2 separate regions of the Homo sapiens genome follow, and region 2 is linked to region 1. The links are chromatin loops, found by intact Hi-C in ENCODE. Cell type or tissue: psoas muscle. All regions are shown on one strand. Links, peaks and the distances in the headings refer to the core of each region. The heading gives the core; the rest is flanking DNA.

Region 1 (9,450 bases), core at 2,910-5,409:
AAATGGAAGTATTTCCTATACCCTCTAGCTTGTCTGACACCTGACTTGACACATCAAAAGCTATGCAACCAGGGTTCATTTACAGGGAGGAAGAATCAAAGTTGCTTGGTTTTATAGAACGTATTTAGTGTGAAAGATGGGAGCTTTTCTTCTGGTCCTAACTTCTCATTCTTAAGGAAGATGGAAGTCAAATTGTAGAAAAAAAAAATCTACCCAAATGCCTATTCGATGGGCAGACTCAGGAATCATCCTCTGTGCACTTGGAACTCTTACATTATGGAACCACAGAAACCTTTCTGTTCAGGTATGTCCATTGATCCTTTTCTCAAAGGAGTTAAGAAACTCCATTGGCTAAATGTGCACCCTGGACGTGAATGATTCTTAATTATGGCCAAAAAGATAGACTGTGCAACAAGAGGGATGGCCTCTTGTTTCATGATTATTTCAGTCCAGTAGCCTTGTGTGGCTTATGAAATGGGCAACTAGGCCAGCCTAAGACTGCAGAGCCACCAAGCTAAATCAGCCCCTGAAGGAGAACCTACAGTAAACCAGTCCGTATCCCATCCCCCTGTACTAAATAGCACCCCCCAGGCAGTCCTTTGCGATGCTTTCTCATAGTGCTATCAGCCAAGGAAAATGTTCATAATAGTTTCTGGGAACCTAATTCTCGCCCCCGTTGGGGATAAAAGAAAAGGAAGGCAAAATACAAATACAGACAGACAGAAAGAGAAGGAAGACTGTTAAGAAAATAGGGGAGGAAGGGCGCGGTGGCTCATGCCTGTAATTCCAGCACTTTGGGAGGCTGAGGCAGGCGGATCACAAGGTCAAGAGATCGAGACCATCCAGGCCAACATAGCGAAACCCCGTCTCTACTAAAAATACAAAAATTAGCTGGGCATGGTGTCACGCGCCTGTAGTCCCAGCTACTCCAGAGGCTGAGGCAGGAGAATCGCTTGAATCCGGGAGGCGGAGGTTGCAGTGAGCCAAGACTGTGCCACTGCACTCCAGCTTGGCAACAGAGCAAGACTCCATCTCAAAAAATTAATTAATTTTTTTTTAATGCCGGGCGCAGTGGCTCACGCCTGTAACCCCAGCACTTTGGGAGGCTGAGGTGGGTGGATCACCTGAGGTCAGGAGTTCAAGACCAGCCTGGCCAACACAGTGAAACCCTGTTTCTAATCAAAATATAAAAATTAGCTTGGCGTGGCAGCAGGTGCCTGTAATCCCAGCTACTCGGGAGGCTGAAGCAGGAAAATCGCTTAAGCCCGGGAGGCAGAGGTTGCAGTGAGGCGAGATCGCACCACTGCACTCCAGCCTGGGTGACAGAGCAAGACTCCATCACAAAAAAAAAAAGAAAAGAAAAGAATATAGGGGAAAACATTTCTTTGACTTTCCTCTCAAAACCTGAAGTCAACAGTTACAAAATTAATCATGTATTCAGCAACCTACTCAGCACCAGACCTGATTTTAGGCCACGAGAATATGGTTATAGACAAGTCCCTATTTCATGTCACAGGGTGGTGAGGTGGAACAAAAAAGAAAAAAGATTGCACACACACACCCACATACTCACAAATGCACATGCACGCATATGAACTTCCTTAAGCCTAAACTGCAAAAAGGGCTATTTTTAAAGATGCATAATTTTATCATGTTTCAATGCATATAAAAATTAGAATTAGCTAGAATTACACTAACAAAATATAGCCTCAAAATAATGCCTTATGAAATCTGCTTGAATAAGTAAAACAGATGTGCTATTTTGGATCTTCAAATACAAATGGTGTTTTTAAAGTACCTTAATACAAATTTTTTAAAAGAAGTTCATGTTTTTCTATAAAGATTTGCTGGTTTTGCTGGTTTTTTGATAGGATCTCACTCTGCTGCCAGGTCCAATCATGGCTCACTGCAGCCTTGACCTCCCTGGGCTCAAGTGATCCTCCCACCTCAGCCTCCTGAGTAGCTAGGACTACAGATGTGTGCTACCACGCCTGGCTAATTCTTTAATTTTTTGTAGAAACAGGGTCTCACTATGTTGACCAGGCTGGTCTCAAATGCTTAGGCTGGTCTCAAACTCCTAGGCTCAAGTGATCCTCCCACCTCGGCCTCCCAAAGTGCTGGGATTACAGGCATGGGCCACGGCGCCTGGCCTCCAAAGAAATATTTAAAAGGCAAACTCATTATTTTTCCTAGGCTTTCTCCACTTCACTCTCCACAATTATGTATAAAAATTGCTTCCAGCCCTACTTCTGGATCTAAAAACAGGATTTTTTTTAACCTGAAAAAACTAGAAGATCCATGGATGGTCTTTCAGGAGTTCCTCAGCTTCCTGAAATTCCATGGGGAAAAAAAAAATGTGTGTATCTAGGCTAATTTTCTGGAACTAGACCATAAATTTCCTCAGAAAATAAAGGGACACATGACCCAAGGGAGGTGAACTGCTCCCTGTGGTCAAGGCGAGTACTTAGGCTTTGTACCAAGGACTAAGATGGTGTAGGAGTTAATTTTTCAAAGGTGTAAGAAAGCACCCACTGCCTTGTATAGGTCATTTTCCTCTCCTTGAGCACTCCCCACCGATCCCCTCACTCACTGCCCCTTCACTGAATAACCCAGTAAGTAAGTCAGCTGCTTGAAAGATATTGTAAATAGCTCCAACAAAGTGCAGTTTGGGGCAGATTCCAATTAGCCTTCACTTAATGGTCTTTTTTCCTCTGCCAAGTTTGTGCAGTGAAGATCCAATGCCCCACCCTCTGCCTGGCTCTGAGTTTAGGCGCAGGGAGGAATCAAGTTTGTGCTCAAGCTGATAGATGTCAGCCACAAAGTCTATATGTGTCCCACCTGTAAGCTAAAGAGGGAATCAAAGGTGGTTTCAAAAGGGGTGTGCCTGGCAGTGTGGCAGAGAGCTGGTTTCCTGTGAGTTTCCTTCTTTTGTTTCTCTCCCTGTTGTCTAACCCTAAATTTCCCTGCTGCCACTTAATTATCCCTGATCATTTTACCCTTTTCTCTGCTTACTGGTTGATTATCTCCCCATTTCATTTGAATCCCAGTGGAGGTACATAAGCGCTAAAAACAAAGCTGATGGCCAATTAAAAGGTAAGTGCCTTATGTTAAAAGCCAGAACATTATACTTCAATATTCATAATTAGGTAGCTTTTGAATGGCTGAAGAACAACGCAAGTCCATATAGAGGGCTAATCAGGGCACCTATATTTTGCAATCCAAATCAACCAATGCCTATTAAACTGATTGCTGTGAATTGCCAGCTTCCTTATTGGCTGGCTCAGAGCCTCAGTACTTCATAAATATTAGAGATGTAAAAGACCAAGGAGTTCCTAATGTGTTTATTTCGTTATAATGAATTCTTCAGGCAAGTGATAGGATTACTGAAGCAGAGCTTGGTAAAAAAACCCTACTGATTTTGGCAGCTCTGCTATTCTTCAGGAGTAGCATCTAAATATTACTGAGAAATAGAGCATAAAGATTATTCACTTGGGTGTAATTTTTTTGAGAAAAGGAAAATAAAAATTTATCTTCCACTCTTTCATTTATTTTCCAAATTATCAGATCACTGAAATTTCCACTGGAGCTGTGCAAAATTAAACCGAGACAAGAGCAAGTGAGCAACGGAGTAGGAGACAGTCATTGACAAGGTTCAAGTGCACTTCAGCACTCCCCAGGAAACCCTTACCCCAGCCTGGGAGAAGGCTGGGCTAGTGCTGATCATCTTGAGTGCCCCCCCCCCCCCGCCGTGATTATTCTCCCTGGGGTAAGTCAACTTAGAATCTCCTCTCCGAACTTTTAAGTGTTTGCTAATAATGCACTTAATTTTGGTGGTGGGGAGGCGGGGAGGAGGAGAGTTGTTCAGTCTTGCTTACAGAGTTACGACAATGCCACCTTATAATTCAAGAGCAATGGCAGGCCAGAGAAATGCTCACAGACACCAGGCAAACGCTTTCTAGAAAAGAATTAAGCATTATGATCTCTGCTCTTTGCAAATGCTCTGTCCACTGGGAGGCAGCATAGGCCGCTGGAAAGAAAAATGGGCCAGAGATCTGGGTTCTAATCCCTGAGATGTTACTGATTTGGGGTATGTGTTATGGCCAGCAACAGAATCCTGGTTTAAAATATAGGGCAAAAAAAAGAAAATGGGACAAGAGATGCGGAAGCACTTTGGAGGTAAAGATAGAGCCTGCTGAAAGGAGATCCACACATGTAGAAGTTAGTGGAATATGGAAACTGGTCTTTTTTAACTGTAACTGATCCCCAATGTGGAAAGACTACTATAGGGATTTAAAATAACAGAACAAAGCAAGTACATTTTTAAGACACAATTTTCTAAAGTGTGTTTTTAAGAATCCTGGTCCAGGGAAAAGGTCCTCAGGTCAAATAAATTCTGAAAATGCTAACCACTCCACCACACACACCCCTCTGAGAGATTTACAACACACATTAACATATTAAACCTCGGGGAAGCCCTGTAGTTCAGAAAGCTCTTTTAACTCCCAATCTTACTTGGCAATACAACGCTTCCTCACATACAAACACTAAAACAAATAACCAGCTCCAAGGAGCACACCAAGAAATGCTGTTTTAAACTACTATACATGGCAATAATGTCTGATCCCATATTGGAAAGAAAACATTACTGAACCACCATCCATAGTCTTGGGTGGCTGATCTAGCGGTCTGTGCCATTTTATCCACAATCTCCTCCTTATTCTCTCTGATCAACAACATGCATTTGTGAGGCAGCTGGCCAAGGTGAAAGGTTAATTCTGTGGCCATGAAACTCAGCCCAGCTAACAGACTCAAATGGGGGCTGAACCTTGTCACCTTGGTCCCATTAGCTCTAACCAACTGGGTTGAGTAGCCACAGACATTAGTCTTAGTTATAATCTCTAGGGGGGATAAAAATTTAAAGGCACCAGCACATGGCCAATGAGCTTTAGCATATAAATTTGAGGAGTTTTTAAAATAATATTTAAGATGAAGTTATACTATTTTATAACAGGAAAAAGATAGTCAAGAGGTAATAAAATATGACCTCTGGATCTGGACTCCAGGTGGGTTCAAGTCCCAGTTCTACCATTTAACAGCTGTATGGCCTTGAGCAAATTACTTAACTTATTTGAACCTCAGTCTCAAAATCTGTAAATCAGAATAAACATATTCCATTTCTCAAAGGATTATTATGAGGATTATGTGAAATGATCTATGTCAATGGGTTTAGCACTATGCCTAGCACATGATGAGTATCAATACATATTAGTAATTATCACTGCATGTAAAAGGACGGAATAATCTCAGAAAATGCAGCTCCCTCTGAAGTTAGCATTGGGAACATGCAATTTTGGATTTTTTTTTCTGTCACATGAAGTGTTCTTACCTTGTATTTATCAGAGAATATGCCTCTTAACCTTCACTGAAAATTTCAGTGAGGTTGAGATGGCCTCAGTCAGGTTTTTGTCCTTGAGAAAAATTTCTACATTAATAACTTCAATGGCTATAAAATATGATTCAGCTAACCGAAACTCATTTTACTGGTATATTTCCAGGAATATATTTCTCAAGGGAGATACACCCAAGATAATGCTAAGTAATTGCAAGACATTATTATTTGGCCTAGCCAGTGTTTCCCACCAACACAATAATATATAGATCAGTAAACGGAGCTTCCCACCCCTCGTCACAGGAGCAGGAGTAAGGAGGACCTGGGGAGGGAGACCCAGGGGCTGAGAGGGCAGCAGAAGGCACAGAGAATGATCATGAGGGCACCAGGCAGCAGCAGTGTGCCTCCTGGCCTAGACGCTGGTGGCTACATCAAAGACTGCCCAGACTTGTTGACACACGGAATCATCCCCGGGCATGAAGAACCACCATTTGAAAGTTTACAGGGAGTCACACAGCTGCCACTCCAGAGGTGGAGAGAGAGAGAGAGACTAAGCCAACTTTTCCCATCCCTATCCCATGGTTTACAAGACCATATTTCACATAGACATATCCTGAATTTTTCATCTCTGGAGACCCCAGTGAAAGGCATTTCCATGGTGATCACCTGGAAGGCACCTCTGTAACCAAACACAATACCCTGGCCTCCCCAGACTCCTGGCTCTTAACCTCTGCGACCCTTCCAGGCATATCCAACCCAGGGAGGCCAAATCCCAAAGTCGAGAGGGTTTGTGGTCATTCACAGAAGGCCTGTAGGCTCTCCCTCTGGCTCCTTCTACTTCACTCCTCCCCTCTTGTGACAGTTCATTTGTAACTGTCTCGTGGGTTTTATTTAGTTGTGGTGGGCACAATTAAATGCTGTTCTAACTAACAGAATCCTTGTCCAGAAAACAAAAACCACACAAAAGTCAGTCTGGTTACTTTGGCCACGTTTAGCGATTGTTTCACATCACCACCTCGTCGATCCAATCAACGGTGCGGCGGCTGGCTGTTAATAAAGCTAGATAAAAACAAATTGATTACAAAAAGGTCAATTTGGTACCTAACATTTAGAAGGCTAGAGTTTGAGCAGTTGTCATCTATAGGGAATCACCACAGTATAAAATCAGGAATATTACACCTGAACAAATAGTTACTTGCCTGAAAAGAAAAAAAAAATTATTCTAAAAAAAAGAATGTTATTATTACTTTCTTTTATATCTATCAGTGCTAGAAAATTGAACCTAGAGAAAAAGATAGTGACTTAGTTATTTAAAAATTCCTTGTGGTTATTTGAAAGGTTATTTCAACAAGTAGAAATGGAAATAAACTGGTCAACAAGACCAGGGTAACCCACACATTGTTAGAAAAAGAAATGAGGTCCAACTTACTCATTTTTCTTATTTTCAGAAATAAGCTACTATATGGAGAAATTGTGTCCATAAACTTCCTTTGACTCCCAGAGAAACATAAAGTTTTGAAGAATCCTGACTACCTAAGAATTAAGGAAAGAGTTGAATAATCTTAAAGAGTTCAACTGAGGCCAGGCACAGTGAATCACACCTGTAATCTCAGCACTTTGGGAGGCCGAAGTGGGCAGATCACCTGAGGTCAGGAGTTCAAGACCAGCCTGGTCAACATGGTGAAACCCTGACTCTATTAAAAACACAAAAAATTAGCCAGGCGTGGTGACAGGCTCCTGTAGTCCCAGCTACTCAGGAGGCTGAGGCAAGAGAATCGCTTGAACCCAGGAGGTGGAGGCTGTGGTAAGCCAAGATCATGCCACTGCACTATAGCCTGGGCGGCAGAGTGAGACTCCCAACTCAAAAAAAGAAAAAAAGAATTCAACTGACATGACCAGGGAAGCCAGCCTAAGCTGCCGGTCATGCCCTAGAAAACCTGTTTGTCATAACCAAGTACATTATATTAAGGCCCAATTTAGATCTGCAAAATGTGTGGGAGTCCATTTTTTTATGATCTGCTTCCATATTTCACAGGGTTGAAACAGGCAGAGTGAAGCAGCATAGCGCACCAGTCAGCAGCCAGGTGGCAAACATCAATTTTAGGTAGGGACGTTGCAAGTGCCCCAAGTCACATGTCAACATAGAGAATAGGGGAGGTAGGAGTGGGGGTGGCAGCTGCAGAGAACAAAAGAGGAAACGAATAAGATAGGTCCGACCTAAGAAAAAGGAGGTGTCTATGGGCTGACCTGATGGAGTGAACCAGAAATTCAGACGGCAGCACAGCTAGATACTTTAGAACTACCGGCATCCTAAAATCTGGCTCCCAAGCCTCTGTCATAAAGTAGGTCTGTGTCCTCGGTATAGTCACTTAACCACACTTTGCATCACTCTCCTCATTTGTAAAATCAGAGAGGCTGAACCAAATGGTCTCGAAAACATGCTCTAATTTTGTCTATCCTTCTTTCATGTACTTCCACACACAAGGAGGACCCAATCACCGAAGGTCCCAACATAAGGAAGAACGGAATTGTACTTTGCCTCCCGAGTGATTCTGGGCAAGGAACTGTGCTTGGTTTCTTCTGCTTTGTGCTTCTGCTTCCCCAACAACAGACACCCCACAGAAATACCAGAGGAAGGTCATCCTGGGAGTTGATGGAGTTGATCTGCTCAAGTGCTGCTTTACTAGCAAAGCAATAAGTACATGCCAGAAAGTCTTCTAAGGTTCTCGGTGCATACTGGGATCTCCACTGTAGGTTCCAGGAGAAGACAGAGTAGCTGAAGGGGCAATCTACCTGCAGCCCCCAGGTAAAGTCCAGCTTAGAGCATGCTTTGGAGTGGGACTAAGAGTTTGGTCAGGTGCTAGGGTGGAGTCAGATTTCTTCGTTTCTACCTCAAGACACTCTCACCAGAAGAGAAGGAAGACAAGGAAACTGATGTTGTCACCAAAAAGTACTTATTGTTTATTTGTTAAAAACATGGAGCATGACTATGTAACAGACACTGTACTAATTGCTGGTGTTCAGCGTGGGAGAGCTCTGGGCCCCCACGTGCACATATACACAGATCATAACCGCAACACTGTGTGCCAAGGCTGGCTCACAGACAGACACACAATGCTAGGGGGGCTCACAGGAGAGCCTGGAGAAAGTTAGGAATAGCTTTACGGCAATCCTGATACTTCAGCTGATTCCTGAAGGAGGAAAAACAGTTTGCCAGGTAGCGTGGAGAAGAGAGAATGAATTCAAGGCAGAGAACACAGTACAAAGGCTGAGTCAGCAAGGGGTGTGACCTGCTCAGAGAAGAGTGACAAGTTCAGGGCAGTTGGGATAAAATGCTTTCCCTGACAGTCCAGAAAGGTTTTCCGTATGCATACCTAGGTGATTACTTTAGATGCTTTGTCTTACAGGGATGGTAACAAAACACTATAGCTCACAAATTGGAACATAAGGCTTGACATTGCTAAGAAACAAGCTAAATACATAAATAAATAAAAGCAAGGTGCAGAACAGTATTCATGGTATTCTACTAGTTGTATTTTCAAAATTAGGAAAATACATTCATAATTTGTAAAAATATTTCTAGAAGGGTTTTTTTGTTGTTGTTGTTCAGGAAATTCTCATACAGTGATCCCTGGGTGCCACACACTGATGTAAATACTTTGTATACATTAACTCATTTAAACTGCCCAATAACCCTGGGAGGTAGGTCTATTTTTCTTCATACTCAACAGATTAAGAACTGAGGCAGAGTTCAAATCACTTGTCCAAGGTTAATCTGCCAATTCATAACAGGATGGAAAGCCAAGCTGGATACTATCTCCAGTGCTCTTAACCAGGATGCTTTATCACATCTCATGAGACACCAGCAACTCAGTCACCTCCAGAAGGGGAGAGGGACCAGGAAGACGGGAACAGAGGTGGGAGCCCCATCATATTCTGCATCTCTTCCTCCGCCTAGGGCAGTGCTCCAGCTGAGTGCCAGGCACCTTTCCAGTCTAGAATCTTTTGTCTCTTTTCATTCACAAAAAAAAAATGTAAATACAAAAATGGGACTTTTCTGA
Region 2 (11,414 bases), core at 3,676-6,175, 530 kb after region 1:
GACATGAGATTTGAGAGAGGACAAAGGAAAAATTATATGGTTTGGCTGTGTCCTCACCCAAATCTCACCTTGAATTGTAATAATCCCTACATTTCAAGGGCAGGGCCAGGTGGAGATAACTGAATCATGGGGGCAGTTTCCCCCATACTGTTCTTATGGTAGCAAATAAGTCTTATGAGATTCGATGGTTTTATATATGGGAGCTCCCCTATACAAGCTCTCTTGCCTGCTGCCATGCAAGACATCCCTTTACTCTCTCTCTGTCTTCTGCCATAATCGTGAGGCCTCACTAGCCATGTGGAACTGTGAGTCCATTAAACTTCTTTCCTTTGTAAATTACCCAGTCTTGGTTATGGCTTTATTAGCAGCATGAAAACAGACTAATAAACATGATAAGAAACATCATCACCAAATCTCATTTGGTGATGATGTATTATCTTCATATTGTTGGGGTTGATTTGCTAAAATTGTATTTAAAATGCTTGCATCTATGTTCTTGAGGGATATTGATCTATTGTTCTATTTTGTAATGTCTTCAAGTTGTTTTGGTATCAGGGTAATGCTGGGGATGTATCCTCTCTCTTTAATTTTTTAGATGATTTTGTGTAGAGTTGCCTGATATCATGAATTTTACCTTGTTGGACAAATAAGCATATCCATATAAATACATATATCATACAACTTTATTAATACCTGCTATTATCATCCTCAGTTTTATAGATGAAGGATGTGAATTACAGAGAGGTCAAGTAACTTACCTAAAGCCACATGTTGGTAAATGATAAATCCAAGATGTGAAAGAGGAGTACTTAGTGCAGAATTTGTGTTCTTAGCCAATATACTATACTCTTTCTCAATTATAGCATGATTTCCTAGGTCTGACTCTTAATATTTTAAAGAAAGCAACACTGTCTCTCTCAGGATGACACAATGCTGTAATGATGGGTCACAGAAATATTTCTCTACTGCTTTTGGCCACCTTCTCATCTCCTCTCCCATATCCTTTCTTCACTACATGAAAATTAAGACTATCAACCCTCAGGCTAACATAACACATCCCCTTGAACATAATCTTATTACTTTCTAAGTTCGCTGTGTCTGCCTCATAAGTTGTTGACAGAAAGATACTAAAGTAATTAAGGACGTTGCTTCCAATATATATATATATTTTTTTGATGAGATGCATTTTGGGGAGGGAAGCAGCTATTGAGCTCAGCTTCTGCAGTTTTCTTCTTCCTGGAGCTGAAGGCACTTGACTTCTACCTGTAGGCTCAGCCCCAACATGGTCTTTAGAACCACTTTTTGGAATGGGCAGAGGGAAACTGACTCAGTAACATACCACTCTTATTGTCATTCTGTTGCAGATTTCTTGGTCTAGTTTTATCAACTAAGCTCCTACCATATTCCTATTTTTTTTATTTGATAAGCATACTGTGGCTTTTCCCTAAATATATAAGGGATTATACCAAACTCATTCCACCTTTCCTAGACTATCCGATTCTAGGATAGGAAATAAAAAACCATCTACTCAGAACCAGCTGATCTGCATAGAATGCATTGCATAACATTATTAATAGAGGGCTGCCTATGGACCCCATCCCTATGTTAGTGATTCTACCATCTGCTGAGATACTTTCTGATGCTAAGTATTTGCCTGCTGTCTGAGTCCCTGGCTTCATCTGCCCACCTGCCATGTAAGTGCATGCCTGAACTAATGCCTGCAGTCTCATGCCCAGTTCTGTGACCATCATGACCTGCTTTGAGGCTATGTTTCCTTCAAGCACTTGCAACTAGGTCTTTTTCCATGGCACTTGTCTGACCAACTGGGTTGTGGTGGTTTCAGACCCCAGATTCCTTGCTGCCCAGTCCTACTATAATTAACCTAACCATATCAAGCTATTAACAGAATAACAAACTCAAAGCAAAAAGCACTTTAGAGTTTATCACCTCTTAACTGATTTGCAAATTTCCCCTTCAATCCTGCGCACAAGTCATTATCCTATCTCCTCTTAAAGACCTCTGGGGAAGGAAAATTGACTATCTAAGGAGACACTGTTTTCTAGCAAGCTCCCTTTGAAAATTCGTTATTCTATTGAGCCAGGTATCACTTTCTTTTAGTTTTTACCCTTTATGAAGACCCCATGGTCAGGCTTAAGGCCATTAATTTTAACAAAAATGTAAACTCAAGTGTTTGAATTTCAATACAATTATAACGCAGAAGTCATGAGTAGGACTTATCAGTTCTATTGGACAACAGCATGCTGGGCTTTACTTTGGCATTAACCAGCTGGTAACCATGGGCAAGTAGCTTAGCTCCACTTCTTTTTCGTGTAAATTGAGAAGCTGAACTAGATTCATGGTTCCAAAATTGTTTATTGGATTTTTTAAGATGTTTACAGACTTCCTAAAAACTAAAAAGTGCTCTGTAAAATAAGATTAGAAATTCTGGGTTAAACAAATTAAATAGATTTCTTTGCTGAAAGAGTTCTCAAAACCTTTAATAAGCTGATGTGCTTTTAGAAGTCCTGGAAGGAAACAGAATAAAAAACGTTTCACAAAATCTGGATTATAGTTTTATTTATTTATTTATTTTTGACCATCTTTTAACAGAGTTTCATTGAACACTTTAGGAAATGCTAGACCTACCTGGTTTCTAAGGCTTAAATAATATGTTATGGATTAGTCGGAGTTCTTCAGAGAAACAGAACCAATAGAACCAATGTATTGGCTTACATCATTACGGAGGTTGAGAGGTTCCCATGATCTGCCATCTGTAAGCTGGAGACCCAGTGGTATAGTTCCAAGGCCTGAGAGCTGGAGAGTCAGTGGCATAGACTCCAGTCTGGGTCTGAAGGCCTGAGAACCAGGAGTACCTAGGGCAGGAGAAAATGGATGTCCCAGCTCAAAAGGCAGAATTAATTCAACCTTCCTCTGCCTTTTTGTTTTATTTAAGCCCTCAAAGAATTGGATAGAGCCCACCTCATTAACTTTAGTCAATCCACCAATTTACATGTTAATTTCTTCTGGAAACACCCTCACAGACACACCCAGAAATAATGTTTAACCACTTATCTGGGCATACTGAGGCCCAGTCAATTTGACACATAAAATTAACCATCACAATGTAATTCTATGACGTGAGAAAATTGCCTTTAAACAGAAAGTTAAAAACTTGCCTTGAGGTAGAAATTTCATCATATATACGGGGTGTCCGTGTATGTGTATAATATATAGTCAAATTTATTTCTCAAGATTAAAATATCAATTGCTTAATATACTTTTCAAAAATTCCCCTCAAATCATACTATACAACTTGCACTTTTTGGGAAGCTCTTCTTGCTTAACACTTATATATTTAGATCACTCCTGAACTGTGCATTCAGCTCATAAGAAATCAGTATGCATTTGTTGATTCATGTATACCCATGTGTCTGTCTCCTAACTAGACCCTTCAAGGGTAAGAATAAGCCGCTTAGTTTTCCTTTATTCAGAGTGCCTAGGATAGGGCTCTAAGTACAAAAGGACTTCACATGTAGATGTACTCTGTCATGATTTATATATTTTCCAGTTTACTAATAGACCAATGTTTCTTCTCCTCTGAGCAATTTCTTTCCCTATACTCTATTTAGTCTCATGATTTTTAAGAAGTGACATTTGCAATTGCTTAAATAATTCCTGTCAATAGTCTAAGTTGTTCAAAAGATGAGTTGAACTTTAGGTGATATTATTTTCTGGAGAGAACTTTAGTCTCATTTGATACCATACCCCAAGAAAAATATGCCGTGCCATTTCAGACAGATTTTAAACTTCCTGTTTATCCCTCCTCCAGTGTGCCAGCTCCTCTGCAGAATGAACTGTCTCCAAATCGCTGAGACTGTAATTTCCATGACAGTGTCGTCCATCTCATTTCTTGCCTGTCCTTTCAGTTTTATGAAGGTTAGAGACATTCTTCCTGGGTGTTTGTCAAATTGTTTATCTAGTCTGGAACCAGCTCCCCATGCTCTGCTCAGAATATTTTATGCAGATGCCCCCTTCCCTTGTTGCTGGGTGCATCTGAAAGCCTGCAGTCACCGAGTCAGGGAGAGAAACATCTATGATGACTGTTCATTTGCTTTTAACCATATTCATTCATGTCAATGTCTGCTACTTACTGGTTGGGCTCAGAATATATGCTGCATCAACAGGATGGGGCACTTTCTGTTTGGTTACGAGTCTGCTGTATTTTTCTGTCTCACTCCAGTTCAATGCACACAGTGGCTCTGAGGTTCCACTTCATCAGTATTCAAACCTGTTGTTCCCATAAGGAGGACATACATACATTCACGAATTTCCTTTCTCTCTCTCTCTCTCTCCTCACTTCCTGGAAGACGTTTTGTAAAAATGAAATATTGTTTCTTATACTGAACCTCTCCAAATATTTAATGGAAAGGGGTTTACGTAGTCATTCGCTGATTCATGCACTTAACAAAGGGTTATTGAGCATGAACGTGTACTAGGCATTTTGTCTGTTACTAGAAACAAAAAGGGAAATAACACAATATTTTTGCCTTTGAAGAAGTTGAAGGGTTTTGTTTGGGGGAGACAAACATTGTAACAAAATAATGAGTTGTCTAGTTAGGACAGGAGCTTGCCATTTTTTTGAAAGCTTTTGGCTAGAAAGAATAAACTTGAATTTCAAAGTTGGTGGCAATTCTTCCATTTTTGTAGGGGAGAGATTTGACTTCTCTGAAAGTAATTATTCTCTTGTGTTTTGATAAGTGTTAATAATGTCTTTATGTGATTTGGATATGCAAAGGTGAAACTGTGATACTATTCCAGAATGGTAAGGATCTGGGCTAAAACTTTCTCATAAATGGTGGACAATTATCTTCACTGTAGGTGGAGCTGCATTCCTGCAAAATATCCTGGTGGGAAGCCTAGCCCTTGATTGGAGTAAGAAGAAGATTGAGATTTTTCCTTTCTGTTGGGTATCAAGAATAGATTTCCTTATAGGGGACCATATTTACAGTCGTATTTCAGATTAAGTTTTTTGTTATTGTATTTTCATTGTTTTTGTTTTTGTTTTTCTGAACTTTAATTCCTCTGTTGCCCTAAGCTTCAGTCAAGTTTTTACTTTTTATAGATGTTAAAAAACTTTGGGAAGTTAGAAAGCAGAATTATGTTATCATTTTGGGTAAAACAGAATGTGAAGAGCAACAGCAACTCATTATGCAATGAGAGGCTGTGATTGCAGGAGCTGAGCACCAGTTAGGTGCCAATCTGTCCTATGAGGTTATGGATGAAAATCAGACTGAGTCTGTGTAACATGAAATTCTTCCTCACAGATGCCCAGAGATATCAGGGAAAGAAAAACAGTAAAGGACTGGACTTCTTGCAGCCACATGGTATGAGTTCTCAGATTATTGCTGTTTGGGAAATGAAAGAAAAGGCAACCACTTCAGAGAAGGGTTCAGAACATTTTGGTATGGTACATTTAAGGGCCCTCCAATGACATTGCATCTCAATCCTAAATATATTACAACAAAAAGACTTTTTGATGCATTTCTTGAGGCTAATGCAAATAAATGTAACCCCTAAAGGCCAAAACAAGCATAGTTGTTTTGAAACACAGTGAGTTAAAACTACAATGAGCTATGAGCAGTGACAAAGAGCAAGCACTAGAATAATCCTGTGTGAAATTTTAAACTAGATTGTAAGTTTGAGATTTTTCAAAATACTTAGGGAGTAGAAATTCAAGCTTCATATCTGCATGAAGGCTAGCTTGTGGTTACCAATATTCAGAGAATATTTTGTTTCCTTTGTTCAGGGCTCAAGTTCAAGATGGACAATTTTATAAATAGTCTCCTGGGTAGGTTTGTTTATTGTTTAACTTATACTGAGGGCATAGAACATTAGAGTCTTAGTTTTATGTGGTGTGGAAAGTTCAAGTTCCTTTTAGACTTCCCAAATGGGGTAGATGCTCAGTTGGGGTTCTGTGTAGCCCTTGTGTGTGCTTCCATGGCCTGATAACTAAAATTGAAGTCCATCCAATTTGATAAATTTTCTCAATGTAAAAGACAGTTTGTTTCTCTGTTTTCTTCTCTGGATTCTATTTTATTTTTTACCTCTAGTAATTTTTTTTTTTTTAACTTCATTATTAATTCAGTGATGCATTTAAAAAAATTATATTGAGTTAGAAAGTGATGCATTTTTTAAAAAGACATAATTTGCATATTACTAAGCATTTTAATTGTTTCTAGGGATGCTTTATTCAGGGTATCAAGTTTACTTCAAAACAGATAAGATGGGAGAAGAAATATGTGATAAATAAGAAATAAAGTAAAATAATTGAATAAGGACAAAATATTTTCATAATCATGTTATGTACAAATAATCAAAATTGCATTTAAGACAGAGCATTTCAAAACTGATTTAAGAGAAAGTCTAGATATAGTCTTCTTTCTAGATATACATTTAAAACATAAGAAACAATAAATAAAATAAAATAATAGAAAAATATATGCCAATTAAATACAAACCAAAAATAATTTGGAGGGTGTATTAACAATATACAAGATGAATAGAGTTATTAAAAATAAAGACAGTTGCTACATTACATTAAATAAAAGATTCAGCTCACCTGAAAATACACCTAACTTGAACGTATTTAATAAAATAACCTCAAAATACGTAAGGTAAAAAATTGATGAAACAATAAGGAGAAGTTGACTAGTTCACAATCAGTGTTGGAGCTTTTAATACACTGCTTTTTAATGACAGTGAGATAAATCAGATAAGAATAGTTGAATATTTAAATATAGCATAATTGAATATTTAGACAATAACATTAGTAAACTTGATTTCATGGGCATATCTAAAATCTCACATGTAATAGATGCAAAAGACATAGTCTCCTTAAACGCGTACGAAATATGTAAAATAGTTAACTAGGTATTAGGCCGTAAGGCAAATTTTGACAAATATAAAAGAATTAGCCGTAAGAATCACAGTCTCTGACAACAACGCAATTAAGTTAGAAATGAATAACAAAAAAGGCAAGTTAAACGCTCCTATGTTTGGAAATTGCAAAACATTTCTAATTAACTTTTAGGTCAAAGAATAAATCATATTATAAATTAAATTACAAAAACTAAATAATAAAAACACTACATATGCAAAAATTATAGAATAAAATAGAAGTGGCACTTCAAATTACATATGTAAACTTCAATACTTACGAAGAAAGATGGCAGAAAATGAATGTGCTCAGTCTTAAGAGGTTAGGAAAATAATGCAGAATATAGCCAATGAAAATAGAATAAAGGATACAATAAAGTTAAGTTCAGAAATCAATGAAATAAAAAACATACATAATACAGATGGAAACAAATCATAATATAAACCTCTGGCATTAGTGATTAATGAAAACTATTTCTACAAGAGTTTCACCAAATTGTCAAGGAGTGGGTAATTTCTGATTTATGCAAAAATTATCTTCAGAGGCTGAAAAAAAAAAAAGAGAACACACCAAAAGTCATTTCATGAGACCAGATAACCCTGAAATAAAAACCAGTTAAAAAAGCAAAAGATTGGAAAATTATAGGGTCAGTCTTATCATGAAAATAGGTGCAAAACTGAATACTTGGAAAATAGATCTGAAAATCTTAAACAAAATATGATTACATTCAATTCAGAAGTGTATAAAAATAAAGAAGACAAATCCACATTATTCAGTGTGCTTACCCTAGGAACAATATTAAATGAGAATGTCTAAAAATATACTTCACCGAATTAATTGATTAAAAGACCAAAGGTGGCAATTTAAAAATCTAGCAAACATTTATGAAAAAAATTAGAACAAAGTAAAAGACATAACATCCTAGGTGTAGAAGTAAACTTTCTTAACCTAGTAAAGGGTGTTTTTAAAAAACTCAATAAAAATGACTTCATTTTTAAGGTTGGAGCATTAGAAGTCTACTCTAAAATTTCAGAAATCAAATATAGGTCAATATTTTACTAGAGTTTCTAGCCAGCAAAATAAGACAAGAATTAACACATAAAACATATAAACATTTGAAATAAAGAGGAAAGTTTTAGTAAAGATTAAAGTTTTTAGTAAGCTTTTAATAAAAACTAAAGTTTTAGTCTTTACAAATGATATGCCACAGCAAGTTTAAAATAATCTACAAATAAATTGTGGGAATCAATAAAAGAGTTTATTAAGCTGGCTGGATATAAAATGAGTACATAAAATTAACAGTGGACTTCTAAATTTACCAAAATCAAGCAGGCAGAAAAAGTCATCATTTATATTATATTAATAAGATTTTGACAAATAGACCAATGTAACTGGAAAAGCCCAGATATAAAACAACACACATATCAAAGTTGACTTATGACAAAATTAGTGCTTTGTAACAGTCAAGAAAGGACCATCTTTTCAGTAGATTGCCACGTGAAGACAAGAATGTGGACAAGTGAGAATTCTTATACACTTTGGATGATAGTACAAATCATTTAACATATATCAGGAAACTATTTGTATTATCTTTAAAATTTATTTTAAAATAATAATTGAACCTCTATCTTATATTAGGTACTATTCTAGTTACTTGTGAATATAAATTAAAAAAATAGGAAAAAAAATATGCCTTCATGTAGGTTCCATTCTAATGAACATCCTCATAGTCTATGTCTTGGAAATTTCATTCTGCAACAATGTTTTAACATGAAGATTCTCCTAAGAATTAAGCCTACATTCCTTAAGGCACCAGCAAACATAACCAATTAATTTTTCTATGCATTTAGAATGATACTAGTTATGTACCATCATTGGGGAAATTGGAAAAATAACAATTTCCATCATTTTCTGTGTTCTGTGGTGCATATGAGGAATTCCAGTTGAGAAAGCCTACAAGAAACTATATCACATGTGCATTAGGATCAAGGTCCAAGAATGTTCATGGTAGAGTTGTCAAATTTAGCAAATAAAAATGCAAAGCATCCAGTTAATTTTGAATTTTTGATAAACAGTAAGTTTTAGTATTAATATACTTTGATGAAATATTTGTGTTTTACCTGGCAACCCTATTTATAGAAACATGATTTATTAGATATGCTAACACACTGTCTCTCCAACAACAACAAGAAGCCAGCAATTAAAGAAATTACATTTCACTGTATTGACAGGGAAGCTGCTCATGAACTAGGAACCTCAGCATACAAGTGCTTAGGAATAGGAACAATCAGACTAACCACAGAGAATTGCTATAAGGAAAAAAAAAAAGAGAGAATAAAAATATTTCAACTGATGAAACTTCCCCTAAAAACCAACCATGTAACAGAAGAGAACTTTGAGATATTATCCTAACTGGATATATTGGATATATCCAATTTGGAATAACATCCAGTTTGAGTATATCCTCAAGCAACCGTTGTAGGAAATAAGAAAACATGCCTACTGTACCAGAGTTAAACCAGAGAAGCAGAATATGTACATATAAAACAAGGAATTGGCTTAAGCAATTGCAGTGGCTGGCTAAGCGAGACTCAAGCCTATAGAACGGTCCATCAGGAAATGAAGAGCAGAAGCAGATTAGAATTTCGGGGACACAGGCTAAAATTTTTGTCTAACAGTGAGGATTTCTTATCTCTTGGAAAAGCCTCAATCTCATGGTTCGTTCTCTACTTTTAAGGGCTTCCAAATGATTAAGTCAGCTTCACTTGGGAGAATCTCAAAGTCCACCAATTAGGAATTTTCATCACTTCTCCAAAATCTCTTTACAGGAGTAAGTAGATTGATTGACTAATCCGCAACTATAGCCTCAACAAGATAACACATCAAAAAGCCATCATAGTCCTCCCCTTGTCAAATTGGCACCCACAGAACACCTCTCTTTAACCATACTTAATGTCCAAATAAAGGTAGCAACAAAATTACGCATCTTCTTAATATAACGCGAGTATCTTGCATGCAATTCAAAACTCACTAACCTTTTCCTTAGAAAAAGATATCAAGTCCTTGAGTAACACTGGCTCTTCTTTAAGATGCTGTAACTTAAATACTGAAAAAAAAACTACTATTAAAACATTTTATGTTTGTTAAAAAAGGGAAAATGCTGAAAATATTTGGTTAATATATGTGCAAACATAATTCATATGAGAAGAGAAAATATGCATAACTGTTACTGTCCTCATTTTGCAATGCAGTTGCAGCTTGTATTTATAACTACCTTCTTTGCTGAGGCAAAGAACCTCAGAGGTTCAGGATTTGTTCTCTGGTGGGGTGATCCAAATTTTTATTCCTGAGGGGCCTGGCTATTAGCAATCCTGCCTGAATTGGGTTGTGATTTTTCATTGACCTTAATTACAGGACATAGAAATACTAAGAGGCATTCTAAGGGATTTGCTGTATTCAAGACATACTCCTCCTTTATCCCATTCTGTAATAACAACACAATTTCTCCTTGATAGTTAAAATCGATCACCCCCAAAAGTAACCTTCGTTGCTTATTGATTCAGAGATAGGAGAAGCCCAAAGTTTTCAGATGGCAGTCTCAATTTCATAGACTCATTGTGTCGTCCCTAGATAGATGCATTCTTTCATTTGGAGCTAAGACCTCTACACCAGCAAAGATGAAGGTCACAAGAACTGGAAACACAAATTTGCTGGTAGATCACTAGAGGTAATAGTGAGAGGAGCCACTCCAAATTCCATAAATTGACTTTTGAACCTGTAAATTGTGGATATGGGAGAAAATGCATCATATATTGGATGACAATTTGTAGTATATATTTCATCTGAGATGACACTGCCCCAGTCCTGCAAAGTATTGCCCTCTACTAGGCACCATAGCTGAGTCTTCAAAAGGCCATTCTACCATACTCTCATACCAACTTCTTCAGGATGATGAGGAACATGGTAAGAAGAGTGAATTTTATGACCACGAGTCTATTGCCACACTTTATTTGCTATAAAATAAATTTACTGGTTAGAAGCAGTGCTGTGTGGAACACCATAATGGTGGAAAGGCAGTCTGTAAGTCCACAGGTAATAGTTTTGGCTGATGCATTGTGGGTAGAGTAGGCAAATATCTATCTAGAGCAAGTTCTAGTAAGAGCAAAGTGCTACCCCTTCCATGATGGAAGTGGTCCAATGCAATCAATTCTCCATCAGGTAGCTCGCTGAACACCCTAGGAAATGATGCCATATCAGGAACTCAGTGTGGTCTCCGATGCTGGTAGATTGGACACTCAGCAGTGGCTGTAGCCAGGTGGCTTGGTAAATGAGGGTCCATATTACTGAGCCCATGTATAACCTTCATTGCTGCTACCATGTCCACTTTCTTTATGAGCACTTTGGACGAGGACAGGAGTGCCTGGGAAAAGATGCTGCTTATGATTCATAGAATGAGCCATTCTATCCAGTTGATTAT

What was found. Hi-C counts contacts between places; a loop is a spot of excess contacts. Peaks named below come from ENCODE experiments on the same cell type or tissue, not always from the same donor. Only the 100,000 strongest peaks of a DNase experiment are listed, where the experiment ranks them.
Region 2: a loop joins it to region 1, with 10 times the contacts of the local background. A loop is called at or near these places in 3 of 110 quality-filtered maps.

The regions. Positions count from the first base shown.
Region 1 is chr1:164,612,593-164,622,042 of GRCh38, reverse strand. All of the region lies in intron 2 of PBX1 (PBX homeobox 1), which reads right to left. Among named protein-coding and RNA genes, the nearest start is that of PBX1, 58 kb to the right of the region's middle. RefSeq lists an enhancer at 8,980-9,450. In psoas muscle, for the core only: a CTCF peak has its summit at 4,027 (motif pointing right); no DNase peak of the experiment used is centred there; H3K27ac peaks cover 512 bases.
Region 2 is chr1:164,080,874-164,092,287 of GRCh38, reverse strand. No RefSeq gene overlaps it. Among named protein-coding and RNA genes, the nearest start is that of PBX1, 470 kb to the left of the region's middle. In psoas muscle, for the core only: no CTCF peak of the experiment used is centred there; no DNase peak of the experiment used is centred there.